Regions from separate parts of the Homo sapiens genome. Here region 2 is linked to region 1. A link is a contact called in ENCODE Hi-C or POLR2A ChIA-PET data. All regions are on one chromosome and are shown on one strand. The core of a region is the stretch at or near the end of the contact, and the rest is flanking DNA. Distances in the headings are between cores, read along the strand shown. Region 1 holds the start of MAML1 (mastermind like transcriptional coactivator 1). Region 2 holds the start of MAPK9 (mitogen-activated protein kinase 9).

Region 1 (6,933 bases), core at 2,387-4,886:
CCTAAGGAAATTGAGGAGAGGGACTGAATAGAAGCCCAAATTCATATAAAAGTTGCGTTTAAGTTGTATTAAAAATAGATATATAAGAAAAAATTCTTTCACTTGATGTTTGTTAGACCAGAAAGTGTGTGTGTTCTGTAGCTCAGTTCCCAGACAGCTTTTTAGGTAGTGGAGGAGGTGGCTTCATGTGGCACTTGGGCATTTATATTCCACTTGGGAGGGTCAGGCTGTGGCCTTCTGGAGCAGGTGGCTTGTTAAGGAATGCTAGCAGGGCATGGCACGTGAGCTCCGGAATAGATGTCTTCATCACTTCTTCCACTGTGTGTTGACACTGTTTTCCTTACCTATTTCCTCAGATCCCCAGCTTTCTCCTCTGCTATGCATTTTCTTCACAGTGCAGCTTGCAGTCCGTTGCTGAAAATGATTATAAGCCCTGCATAATGTTAAGCTTTATTGTGATTACGTGTATGTTTCTTCTTTCTTTTAAGCAGACCCATACCTTTCCAGGGTCAAAGTACAGAATAGAATACATTGATACAAAGTACAGAAAAATACTTTGATTTTTATCCATTTCTTTTACTCTGTGTAAAGACTTGAGAAGTCTAATTCACAGGCAAACCAATACAGAATTGACTGCAGTTGAACAGACTAGAAGTATTTGTGGGAGGAGTGACATGAAGCATGAGTTATCTGATTTTTTTTGTAGCTGCTATATATTTTAAGCCTTCATTTGCAATTCATGTAACAGTTGTGTCATAAATTACACAATAAAGCAGTCCTGTTCAAATTTTTTTTTAACGTGGCTTGTAGAATTTTTAAAAAAGTGATCTTAGGTTTGTTTTTTCATGCGGGATGCAGATGGGTGCTATCAGAGCCTCTCCCACACCACTATAGTGTAATAATGTTATTATTACTCTACACTGAAACGTATTCAGAGTTAGATATTATTTTAGCTTCAGTTGTTCTTTAGAGGCTTTCAAATGTACCGATGATACTGTTTCTTGCACTGAATATATAAACACTCCACAGTGTTTATATTGGGAAGATATTGGGAAGGAAATATATTTGTAAAAGATGAAGGCTGTATCTATTTTTTTTTCTTTTTAAAGTTTGTTCACTTAAATTCTTTTGAGGATGGGATGTATTTTTCTTGCTGTTCAGTGCTTTTTCCTTTTCATCTGTTGTTCTGTGGTCACAGTGACCTTAGCTACATAGCAGACTTTCCCAAATGTATTGATTACAAATAAACAGTTGTTACTTAGCAAGACCTGAAAATATGTCTGCAGGTTTCTCCTTGAAGCAAATGTGTGGGATCATTGCATTTCCAGAAATCTGCCTCCTTCACCCTCCGTTGACAGTATATGTCATGCCTCACTTTCTTCTAGCTGAGCTTTAAATCATTAGAGCTTAAATTGTCAGATCGTTCATTGCCTTTCCAGGGTTATTTAGTAAAGTTTGTTGAAAACAAAAACGCCTTTTCTTGGTTCTTTTTTCAGTTATTTTGAAGGTCCAGCATCCTGATTAAATGTCTGACACATTAATGAATGACCAGCAGCAGCTTTCAGCTCTTAAAAAGACACTTATATTTTGATTTTACATGCTGGTTACCTGTTCCATTGTTGTCAAATGCCCACTCTCCATCAGATGTGTTCCTCCATTTTCTTATCCACAAAGTACTCCTCACTTTTCAATTTGTCATGTTACTAAATGGTGTTACATTAAAGCCCTGTGTTAAGTGTCTGCTTTTGACTGAATTTCTTCATAGTAACCTTCAGTGTGTGTGTGTGACTATGTTCAATTAGTGGGTTGATCTTCGTATAATTGGCCACTATGTGAGAGTTCACTACTAGGCAGAAACTATTATGGACAGTGAAATAATGACTTTTATCTCACCACGTGAGTTTGATGCAGTCTTTTCTGTCTAGCCCTTGCCTCTTCCTGCCCATGTGATTGCGGTGCAGTAGTTTCTGTTGTATAATAGTGTGGACAGCAGCTCAGAAAAGGAGGGAATGCTACTGATAATTTGTAGATAATATTCTTTAAGACTTAGGGGAACCATTGAACTTTGAAATTTTTATTAGAAAATTATTTGTTCAGAATCAGACTCCATTATTTTACATATACTTAAATACTTTAGGGGTATTTTTGAAAGTTAGCCCAGTTTTTTATGTGCTATTAAATTTTTAGATTACATACTAAAGAAAAGTATGTACACAGAATGTAGTGCTCCTAGTTACTATTTTTTCTATTAAGAAATAGTTTAGTTCTGGTGTAAAATTTGTTTGAATGCTAAAAAAAAAAAAGCAGGACTGCATTATGGCACTTTTGCCTTGGTGGCCCACTTTCTCCATTTAAAACATTAGGATTTGTATTTTTCTGCTGCGTTTGTATGAAGACATATTTGATTGTTGTTTTCTCTTGATTTTAAAATAAAACCTCATGAGCCCTAGTAAAAAGCTAGAGTAACGAATGTTTGAACTACTGATGGTGTATCTCAATGTGCAGCCTCCTGCCACCTCCTGCTTAACCTTTTAGCAATTAGAGTGCCCATATCTAGAGTTCCTGATATCCTTTGGCATCACACTATCTAGTTTTAGTACTAACACTGTTTGATTGCTCCAGTCCCTCTACTCCCCTTTGCCTATTAGTTTTAATAATGGGGCATAATTTGTCTTGGTTTGGTTTTGTTGAGTAACTCAGTTTTACCTAAAGGACTGTTTTTGGTCCGGCGCGGCGGCTCACGCCTGTAATCGCGGTACTTTGGCAGGCCGAGGTGGGCGGATCACCTGAGGTCAGGAGTGGGAGACCAGCCTGACCGACATGGAGACACCCCGTCTCTACTAAAAATACAAAATTAGCCGCGCGTGGTGGCGCATGCCTGTAATCCCAGCTACTGGAGAGGCTGAGGCAGGAGAATCGCTTGAGCCTGGAAGGCGGTGGTTGTGGTGAAACGTCGTCCTTTGCATTTCCAGTTCCCTCTAATGGAGCTGCACTCTTGCATGCTTTTGCTCACATCTTCTGGACTTTTTTTTTAAGTAGTGAGTAATACTGCACTTTTGAAACTTGCTCGGGCTTTTACAAATAGGTGGAAACTACCAGTGATTCGGAATGTTGCAAGAGGAAACTACCAGCTCACTAGACGATTCTGACCAATTATGGGGCTGGATACAAGGAATAAGGTCAAAGTAAAACGGCTGACATTAAAATAGCGTGGCTACTTAGAGTTTATCAAAGTCGAAATTTAAAAAATAATTTAAAAAAAAGGTCTCTGTACTGCCAGGCGGGCGACAGGGACTGGCCAGCTGCGCCGCACTCGCCTGCCAGATTCCCCTTTTCTCGGGGTAGCCGGAAGGGCCTGCCTTCAGCGGGTGCTGTGCAGGAAACCAATAGCCGCCTCTTGGACGGGCTCCTGTCAGTCACGCTTAGCTCCGCCCCCAGGATTAAGGCCCGCCCAGGGGCTTCCCTCCGCCCTTCGCTTGAGAATTCCTTTTAAATACCGCTCTGGCGCCCGAGCGCGCCTCTTGCGTGCTCGTCCCCACGCCCTCGGGCGGCCGGTTCTTCCTTCTCTGATTGGCCAGGGCCCCTGCTCATCAGTCGTGATGCACAAGGTCTCTTACCGAGGCCCCGCCTTCTTCCGAGAGGCCCGAAAACAATTTTAAGATGGCGGCCGCGGCGGTAGCGCGGAAAACAATGGGGCCGGGGCGGTGGGGAGAGGCCGAGGCTTGAGGTAGGCAGCAAGCGCCGGCTGGGGGTCGGGCCGAGCGGGGCAGGAGGAAAACCCGCCGCCGCGCGCGAGCCCGCTCCGCTGCCCTCGGGGGCATGGCGCGGCCGTGAGGCGGAGAGGGGTAGCCGCGGGGAGCGAAGCCCGCAGTGCCAGCCGGCCCCGAGAGGCCCGGCCCCGGGCCCGGCCCGTGCAGCCCGCGGCCCATGGTGCTGCCCACCTGCCCCATGGCGGAGTTCGCGCTGCCGCGGCACAGCGCGGTCATGGAGCGCCTTCGCCGGCGCATCGAGCTGTGCCGGCGCCACCACAGCACCTGCGAGGCCCGCTACGAGGCCGTGTCGCCCGAGCGCCTGGAGCTGGAGCGCCAACACACCTTCGCCCTGCACCAGCGCTGCATCCAGGCCAAGGCCAAGCGCGCCGGGAAGCACAGGCAGCCGCCCGCCGCCACGGCCCCGGCGCCCGCCGCCCCGGCCCCGCGCCTGGACGCCGCTGACGGCCCCGAGCACGGCCGCCCGGCCACGGTGAGTAGGGCGCGGGAAGGCGCTTGTCGTGGCGGCAGCCCCCTCTCCCGAAAACGCTTCCTCTGACGCGGATCGGGCCGCTGGGAGACTTCCCCAGGCGTCCGCGACTCCTGGATCTGGCTGGAGAGAGGGTAACATGGCAGGGAGCTGAGAGGTTGTCATCTTTGGGAAGTGGCACGGTGGCGTTACTTTGGGAAAACAGCGCCTTGAGGGCCTTGCAGGAGGCCCGACCTGGGAAGGCTGGCGAACGCTAACCGGAGGGTTTTTCTTCCAGACTTGATTCCGGGATGTTGAGATCTTTATTCGAAATAGACTAGCATTCGAGTCGCCTGTGATGGAGGGAGTTCCTGCACCGTAGGCCTGGCCTCATTTATTCTGCAAATGTTTATTGGGTCCTTGCCCTTTACAAGATCCTGTGCTGTGAGCAGGATCAGGGCTTTCATGTGGAAATAAGTCGGCCTTTGGTTGACCAACTGAAACTCCTCTGAATGGAAAATCAAGAAATTTTTGGAAAACTTAGTAAAATGTTCAATGAGTTGCATATAAGTATTCCTTGTTTAGGTAGCCTGAACTTTGTGAACTTGAGATTCCTGCAATATTGTTGACAATTCTAGTTTTAATTTATCAGGCCTGTTTAAAATCTCTGATGATGTTAGATTGTTGGTCAATTATTACTCCCTTTGGGCTCTCAGTAAATGTTCCTGAAATTTGTTGGTTAGAGGTTTTTCTTCCTGAAACAGATTTACAAAAGAGACAAGGTTTTTCAGTGGTTTTCTTGGGGATTTTAGTTTAAAACCAATGTTAAAATCTAATTTGTTATGTGTATTTTTAAATTCATACCTTTATTATCTCTCACCTGGGCTATTGCAGTGCCTGTCCCTAGCTAACTAACCAGTCTGTAGGCATTTAGTTTCTTTCTCCCTTATTCTCGAAATGCTGGAAATCCTTCTCTTGCTTGAAAGGATGAAGTTCAAAGTCTTTAGTTTGGCATTTGGGACCAGTCTGACCTAACCTATCTTTTAATGTCCCTCACAGGTCCTCTGCTCTGGTTGAATTATTTTTCTCATTCTCTTCCACACTAGCCTCGATTGCTGGGTTAGAAGAAAAAAAACCACTCAGATTTCATTGCTTATTGTATCAACTGGTCAAGCCTTCTCATCTTCACTTTTCTCATCTGTAAACTAGGGGCATGTTGGGCTTATTATCGCCCCGTGTTCTTTCCCTGCCCTCCCCTCACTCTGTCGCCCAGGCTGGAGTGCAGAGGCACAGTCATGTCTCACTGCAGCCTCAACCTTCCTGGCTCAAGACTCCTCAATCCTCCCGCCTCAGCCTCCTCAGTCCTCCCGCCTCAGCCTCCTGAGTAACTGGGATCAACCACAGCTGCACATCACCATGCCTGGCTAAATAAAAAAAGTTTTTTTTCTGTTAGAGATGGGGTCTCACTATATTGCCTAGGCTGGTCTTGAACTCCTGGGCTCAAGTGATCCTTTCTTCCAACTTGATCTCTGAAAGTGCTGAGATTATAGGCATGAGCCACCGCACCGTGCCGCCCCCAGGATTCTTTTAAGAATAAAAAGAAATGAGTGTGGACATGAAAATACAGTATTTCGGGGGAAGGGATAGCATTGGGAGATATACCTAATGCTAGATGACGAGTTAGTGGGTGCAGCGCACCAGCATGGCACATGTATACGTATGTAACTAACCTGCACATTGTACACATGTACCCTAAAACTTAAAGTATGATAATAATAAATAAATAAATAAAATACAGTATTTCATAAATTTAAAGGCCGCCTGTGGGACCCTCCTCCATCCCTTTCAGAATCCTGCCACCCTGCCAGTCCCAGCTTATCTCTTTCTTCTGCCTTAAAGCTAGTTCCTGACCAGCCTAACCCACAGCAGTAAGAATCTCCTTTGTCAAAACATTTAGGAAACATATTATCTATGCTATTTGTTTTATTTATTTATTTATTTTGAGATGGAGTCTTGCCCTGTTGCCCAGGCTGGAGTGCAATGGCGCGATCTAGGGTCACAGCAATCTCCGCCTCCCAGGTTCAAGTGATTCTCCTGCCTCAGCCTCCCTACTAGCTGGGATTACAGGTGCTGGCCACCATGCCCAGCTAATAATTTTTGTATTTTTAGTAGAGATGGGGTTTCACCATGTTGACCAGGCTGGTCTCGAACTCCTGACCTCAGATAATCCACCCACCTCGGCCTCCCAAAGTGCTGGGATTACAGGTGTGAGCCACTGCACCTAGCCTATTTATTTTTTTTTGAGACAGCGTCTCGCCCTGTCACCCAGGCTGGAGTGTAGTGACATGATTTCTGCTCACTGCAACCTCTGCCTCCCCGGTTCAAGCGATTCTCCTGCCTCAGCTTCCTGAGTAGCTGGGATTACAGGCGCACACTACCACGCTTGGCTTATTTTGGTATTTTTAGTAGAGACAGGGTTTCTCCTTGTTGGGCAGGCTGGTCTCGAACCCCTGACCTCGTGATCCACCCACCTCGGCCTCCCAAAGTGCTGGGATTACAGGCGTGAGCCACCGCGCCCGGCCTATGCTATTTATTTTTAGCACATGGTCACTTGTTACTTTAGGTCGCATCTTTTCAACTAGACTGTCAGCTCTTGGAGGCAGGGAGGGCTCACACTTGGGTAGTACACATCTGAGGTGCATCTTAAGTGCCTGT
Region 2 (6,933 bases), core at 1,967-4,466, 560 kb after region 1:
TTAATAACTGTTAAAGCAGGACACTATTCTGTTTATTTTGTATATGTTTGAAAGTTCCCATAATAAAAGTTAAAATAAAAAGAATGATGTTGAAACTGGTTCATACAATCAAGTACAAAGTATCAGGAATTAATTATTCTGAAGGAAAATTATGTAAAAATGGCACCTTCCTAACCAAGTGTGAGGTGTAACTACTGTATGTATGTAGACCAAAAATAGTTGCCCTATTGGCAAATCAATAGTCTCAAGAAGAAAAAAAATCTGGTCTCTGTTTTATCTTATGCCTCATGAAAACAACTGGTTTACTCGCTATTAACTGGTTTGTCTGGTCCTTTTCTTTATCCAGAAAATTAAGAATATTTTATCTTAGACACATTCAAGTATCCCCTCTGTTGTTTATTTACGGGACCAAATAAACAGATTTTAATCTGTGAACAAATTAAAGTCCTGGCACCCTGAAAATTAAATTGCCAGGAAAATCAAAGCTGTCAAAAGAGAAGTCTATGCAAAAATAGTATTGTTTTTAACTCTGCAGGATCCTTTTGAAGAAAAAAAAAAGTTAAATGGAGGAAAACATTAAATAGATTGGTGGTCATTCTTCCAGAACAAGTTAAAAGCCAAAAGAGAATACTCAGAGCTGAGGGACCCAGGAAAGAATCCTTATCTGGGAAGTGATCTGGGTTCGAACTCCACTCACCAGCTGCTTGCTAAGAAACAGACTACTTAGACTCCTGAGCTTCCGTTTCCACAGGGCTCCAGTTACAATCAAATGAGTATCTGGGCTGGCACCTGGGCAAACAGGGCCTGGCTCCCCTGGCCTTAGGCTACCTTTCCTGCTCTCCTCACAGCTCCTCCCTCCCACACAGCCAGTCCTGGAGGATGACGATCCTGCAACCAAGCTGAATGAATCTGTATTTGGCTTGGCTCACAGCATTAAAAAAAAATTTAATTAGCTATTGCCAACATTTAAAAATCAGAACAAATGTGGAGTGCTGCCTTCCTTTTTAGAGACAGGGTCTTGCTCTGTCACCCAGGCTGGAGCACAGTGGTGTGATCATAGCTCACTGCAGGCTCCAAATCCTGGGCTCATGGGATCCTTCCACCTCAGCCTCCCAAGCAGCTAGGACTACAGGTGGATGCCACCACACCTAGCTAATTTCTTAAAATTTTTTGTAGAGACAGATCTCGCTACGTTGCCCAGGCTGGTCTTGAACTCCTGGCCTGAAGTGATCCTCCCACATCAGCCTCCCAAAGTGTCTTGAAATTACTGGCGTGAGCCATGGCACCCAGCCAAATTCCACCTTCTTCTAGAAAACTGCTGGGTAAGGTTCCTGTTCTTTAGGGTCCCCACGACTCTGTGTCCTTACACCTGGCCCTCCAGACTGATTCTCAACTCCACAGTGGCCTACGGTCCTTCCTTGGCCCTGCTCCTTCACACCTCTGTGCCTCTCCCTGCCTAGCAAATTTCTTATCACCCTCAAGGCCCCCCAGCACCACCTGTCACCTCCTCCACATTTCCATGGCATAGCCCCTCCCCTATAGCAAGGGTTGTACAGTCCTGGAACTAAGTGTCTGCATGCCTGCCTTCTCTACTGGGCTCCTGGGCTCTCTCGGGAAAGGGACCCCGTTGCTATCTGCCTTGTGTCCGTAGGGTCTAGCAGAAAGCATGACCTAGATAATGCAGAATTCAGTAAATGTCTCTTGTATGTGTGGAAGAAAGCTACAGCTAAACTATTATAAAAATGTGAGATTTTATATCACAGCTTGTTCCAACAGTTAGCAATTAAAGGGGTCAAGGACACCAAAATGTTTCACAAAATAGAACAAGCTTCCATCTGCTTACAAGTTTCACACGCTAATCAGAAGTCACTAAATGAACAGATAAAGCAGAGACAACAGGCAGGCTGGGCCATTTCTTTGATCATTCATTCATTCATTGAGCTGATACTACTGAATACTTCCTGTGTGCTTTCTAAGCACTGGGGATAAAGCAGTGGACAAATCAGACAGCTACCTGTTTTCACAAAGTTACATCCTAGTCGGGGAGACAGAAAATAAGCAGGCAAATAAATAGAATAGTTTCAAACCAGATGAGAGCTAGGAAGGAAATTTTTTAAATAATGAAATAGCATGACTAAGGGAAGAAAGAGGGTGGTCGAGGAGGGCCTCACCCAAAACGAGACATCTGACCAGAGGAAGGAGCAGAAAGAGCTACTTGTGCCAAGATCACGGAGACAACTCCAAAGACGGGGAAACAGCAAATGCAAAGGTCCTGGGGCAAATGCGGGCTGGCATGTTCAAGGCGGGCGAGATGAGTGGGACGGGGCAGCAGTCTTCTGGGGGAGGGGCGCGGTGGTAAGGGATTCGGGCTGGGTCCCCTCTGGCACTGCTGGACACCGAGTGTGCAATGACAAGGCAAGAGAGGAGTGCGCGGGGAGGCGGGAGGCTGGGCGGGTGGGGAGGGGGTTCCTACACCACTCACACCAGCACGGGCCAGCACCCTGCCCAGTCTTCCACAGATGCACACCGGGGTCCTGCCCAGGCGTCTGCATACATTCACACAGCCTGACAACAACCCTGTCCAGAAGAGACATTTCCCCACCTTCCCGAAGGCAAAACCGCGGCAGAGCGAGGGTCAGTGCCTTGGCCAAGGTCGCGGGGACGCGACCCCGGGCCCCTGGGCACCCGGCGCAGGAGTGCAGCTGTCTGCCCCACCTCCGGGAGGGATGGCGCCCGCAGACCCCACGGGCAGGTCGGCCGGGCCAGGCCGGTGAGCAGGCCCGCAGCCCGGGGCTGCTGACAGCCGGGCGGAAGGGGGCGCCTGCGGCATCCCCCAGCACAGGGGCGACGGCTGCGGCTGCCAGGGCCCCGCAGCCCCCGGCCCGCCCCGAAGCCCCCGGCCGCGCGGTTCCCTCACCGCCCCTCCCCGCGGGCCCGGCCCGAGCAGCCGCCGCCAGGCCTAGCCCGCCCGCCGGGCTCACCTCGCCTCCCCGCCGCCGCGCCACGGGGAGAGGGCGGGCGGGCGGACTGGCGGCGCTGCGTGCTAGTCACTCCTGGCTCCGCGGCCCCGGCTCCGCCGCCGGCCCGCCCCGCTCCGCTCCGCCCCGCCGCCGCCGCCGCCGCCGCCGCCGCAGTGGGTGTGAGGGGCGCCGGGGCGCTGCGACCCTTCCGGTCCCGCTCCCTTCTCCGCCGCTGCCGCCGCCGCGGCGCCCGGTCTGACAGACCCTCGCGCCGACCAATCAGCGCGCGGAGAGCGGAGCAGGCGCGGCCAATGGCGCCTGGGGGGCGGGCCGATGGAGGGTGGCGCGGGCGGGGTCGGGGGCCGGGTCGGGCGCCCGAGGTCCTGGGCCGGGGTTCCGCGGGTTCTTCGCCCCCGGGCCTTTCAGTGGCGCGGGCCGAGTGGCCATGGCGCTCGGGTGCGCGCAGTGCACGCGGTGAGCTGGAGACGCAGGCATTGCGCGGCCCACCGGCTGAGCCCGCTCTCCCTGCGAGGGGGGCGCAGCTCGGTGGAGAGGGTGGCCCGGAGGACCGGGAACCGGGCTGGAGGCGCGCGGGGCTCACACCGCGGGGTCCGCGGGGAGCCGGGCCTCGGGCTGCAGGTGCAGGCTTGTGGCGGTGAGGCGACTGGAGCGGCACGGGAGCCCGCCCGTTTCGGGGAGAGCCCGGGGCGATCGCGGGGGGAGGCCGGCCTGGCGTCCGGGAGCCCGGCGTGCTAGGGCCCGGTAGGCGGGGCGGGCCTCGCACTCGGTTGCTCGCTGCGGCGCCGGAGGAACGGGTCTATGGGGGTGTGGGTGAGGCCAGAAGCCGGGTCGAAGAGGGGGAGGGGGTGCGAAGAGATGGCGGTGTGTAGACAGGTGACCCGGTGGGTCGGTGACGCAGGAGGAGACTGCGCTTGGTGGCGGGATCACTTAGTTGACAACATCTAAAAATTAGGAGGTGCGGCAGGGCGCGGTGGCTCACGCCTGTAATCCTAGAACTTTGGGAGGTCGTGGCGGGTGGACTACCTGAGGTGAGGAGTTCGAGACCAGCCTGGCTAACCTGGTGAAACCCCGTCTCTATTAAAAATACGAAGCAATGAGCTGGGCGTGGTGGCGGGCGCCTGTAATCCCAGCTACTCGGGAGGCTGAGGCAGGAGAATCACTTAAACCTGGGAGGCGGAGGTTGCAGTGAGCCGGGATTGCGCCATTGCACTCCAGCCTGGGTGACAGAGTGAGACTCTCTCAAAAAAAAAAAAAAAAAAAAAAAAAAAAAAAAAAAAAAAAAGGGAGGTGCTCAGTCAAGCCTCTGAGAGGAGTGGGGGGCGGGGCGAGGAGTCTCTTGCTCAGAGCCCCCTAGGGACTGGGACCCGTTGACTCTGAGCTGCTTTTGAGGCTGGATCAGGTACCAGCGGCCTGGGGGTCGTACAGGATGGGAGAGGCCGGGGCTTGGGATGTTGCCAGATCTACGTTGAAAAGTGAAGCAGGAAGAGAGGCACTGAGGCTGGGCACATGGGGAAAACCGTGGAGAGCCGGCCTTTGGGGACTAGAAGAGTGGGAACAATGGTTGACAAATGGTGAGTGTGGTGTAGAACAGCAGTAACACAATACCAGGATCCACAGAGTGGCCAGGGCCAGAGTGGGGAGAAGGAACAGGACTCTGCAGATGGGGAGGGTAAGGGGCTGGGTGGCGTGAAGGGTGGTTGCAGAATTTGGGGAGGGCAGCTAGCCTGTGACCCAGGTTCCAAGGGCACTGAGGTCTGGGCCAGGCCGCTTGGAGGCACCAGAGCCTCAGAGGAGGGGTGGGGTAGAGGAACGGATCCAGCATGGTGTCCCCCTTGGCCACCAGAGGGAGTTTTCTAAATTTGAGCATGGCTCATCGCTGCTTGAAATTCTACGTCACAGTGTGGCCTGCATTGAGGAGGGCCCACACCTGTCGCTACCTCAGACTCACCTGCCACCTGCCTCAAGTGCATGAGAGAGAACAGGAAACCAGAAATTGTCAGGATCGAGGATTATGGGAAAAGAGTAAAAGCCTAGCTGTCAGATCTGAGGTTCCACCAAGGAGCACTGATGGGTGCTTCTCATTAGGAAGGCGGTGCGGTGGCTCACACCTGTAATCCCAGTACTTTGGGACGCCGAGGTGAGTGGATCACCTGAGGCCAGGAGTTCGAGACCAGCCTGGCCAACATGGTGAAACGTCATCTCTATTAGAAATACAAACATTAGCTGGGCGTGGTGATGGGTGCTTGTAATTCCAGCTATTCAGGAAACCAAGGCAGGAGAATAACTTGAATCCACGAGGCAGAGGTTGCAGTGAGCCGAGATTGCTCCACTGCACTCCAGCCTGGGCAACAGAGCAAAAACTGCATCTCAAAAAAATAAAAACAAAAAAACAGAGGGGACACCAGTTCCCAGCACTCCAGGCCTAACTTCATAGCACTCACATCATGTCAAGTGAGTAACCAAAAATCAGTGTACATATGTACACAGCTATACATATCTCACACTAAGTTTTCTGTAAGAGTTCTTTTTATTGCAGAGACACTGCTTTTTTTCTGGTTTATGAAATACAGTGAACATTTATGGACACAAAGCTGAGGTGACAGGGTGGGGAGGGGGGCCTTGGAACAGCACCAAGAATCCTGGTTGAACCCTCCAAGTGAAAAGATCCTGCCACGACATACGTGAACCAGGTGTGACACGTGAGCACGTCTCACCTGATCCGGCCTATGGTGGGGAGAAGCAATTGAGGAAGGCCTTCTGGGCAGGAGGAAGTTGTTGCTGAGGCTGCCGAGCAGGATGTGTTGGGCCTGTGACTTAGGCAGAAAGGGCGCTCAGGCCCACATGCTCAGATGTGAGGACCTGCTTGCTGTGTTCAGGGAGCCACAAGTCACCTGGTCTTAGGGAAAGGTGAGGGGACTGGAGAGTTCTGAGGACCTTGAGGTAGATTGGCACTGCCAGGCATGTAGGCTGGCTTTAGCTCACTGATACGCCTTGTTCAGCCCAGAGAGGTTTTCTTTTTTTAATTGATTAGTTGATTTAAGAAACATTTAGATTTGGGATGAGCTGTTTTGGATGTTTATCCTCAATGAAACTCATGTTCAAACTTAATCTCCAATGTGGCAGTACTGAGAGGTGGGGCCTCTAAGCGTGGTTGGGATTAACCTGTCGATGGATTCATGGATTAAAGGGTTATCACCGGAGTGGGACTGGTGACTTCATTAGAAGAGGAAGGAAGACCTGAGCTGGCCTGTGAATATGCTCCGCCCCCTGGCCATGTGACACCTGCGCCACCCTCAGGACTCTGCAGAGTCCCCAGCAGCAAGAAGGCCCTCACCAGGTGCAGCCCCTCAACCTTGGACTTCTCAGCCCCCAGGGCTGTAACAAATAAATTCTTTTTTAAAGTAAATTACCCAGTTTCAGGTATTCTGTTATAAGCAACAGAATAAGAAACAGACTAAGACAAGAGCACAGCGGGGTGGAGGAGCTAGGGGTGCCTGGGGCATTGGGGACCTGTCCGGAGGCCAGCTGTGTATGCAGCCACAGTGCCAACGGGTTTCTGTGATCCTGATATCCCCCACCCTTGACTGGCCTGGATTCCAATCCGACTCTTGTCAGCTGTGCTCCTCTGGGCAAGGGATTCACTTCTGTCTGCCTTGGTTCTGTAGGAAGTGGCATGGAGAAGGACAGAAGCAGGAAGAGCTGGGTGCGGCCCATGCAGCAGGGATGGTGTAGGTCCTTATGCTGACTGCCTCTGTCCCCTCAACACTTTGCCTGCCCTCCCCCCATTGCACTAACCCACATCTTCCCTTCTCCCCTACAAGGACCCAGAGATGTGCTAGAGGGTGTAAGTCGGGGCTGTCCCAGCTGTGTGTTGTAGAAAACTAAACTGCACTTAAACCAATGGGGACGTTTACTGGGAGGTGCCTGTAACATCATACCCAGGGGAGGTAGG

Evidence for each region. Hi-C counts contacts between places; a loop is a spot of excess contacts on that map. ChIA-PET counts read pairs that join two places held with the same protein, here RNA polymerase II (POLR2A). Pooled maps may share reads with other maps.
Region 2: a map of B cell shows a loop between it and region 1 (6-fold over the local background). The contact joins the promoter of MAPK9 here to the promoter of MAML1 in region 1. A Hi-C loop is called at or near these places in 1 of 168 maps with a recorded cell type or tissue (B cell), 3 of 37 single-sample maps with no recorded cell type and 9 of 50 pooled maps. POLR2A ChIA-PET finds 5 or more read pairs at or near these places in 2 of 52 experiments (CD8-positive, alpha-beta memory T cell and MCF 10A).

What each region holds. Positions count from the first base shown.
Region 1 is chr5:179,729,186-179,736,118 of GRCh38, forward strand. MAML1 (mastermind like transcriptional coactivator 1) reads left to right here and starts at 3,637. Exons shown (of 5, transcript NM_014757.5): 1 at 3,637-4,242. The coding sequence starts at 3,928. It overlaps CANX (calnexin), which reads left to right. Exons shown (of 15, transcript NM_001746.4): 15 at 1-2,456. RefSeq lists enhancers at 3,180-3,279, 4,041-4,541 and silencers at 3,730-3,929, 4,170-4,229.
Region 2 is chr5:180,288,867-180,295,799 of GRCh38, forward strand. It overlaps MAPK9 (mitogen-activated protein kinase 9), which reads right to left and starts at 3,217. Exons shown (of 12, transcript NM_002752.5): 1 at 2,982-3,217. It overlaps LOC124901151 (a long non-coding RNA gene), which reads left to right and starts at 3,366. Exons shown (of 2, transcript XR_007059085.1): 1 at 3,366-3,434; 2 at 6,105-6,387. RefSeq lists silencers at 2,733-2,922, 3,053-3,422, 3,433-3,772 and an enhancer at 3,695-4,337.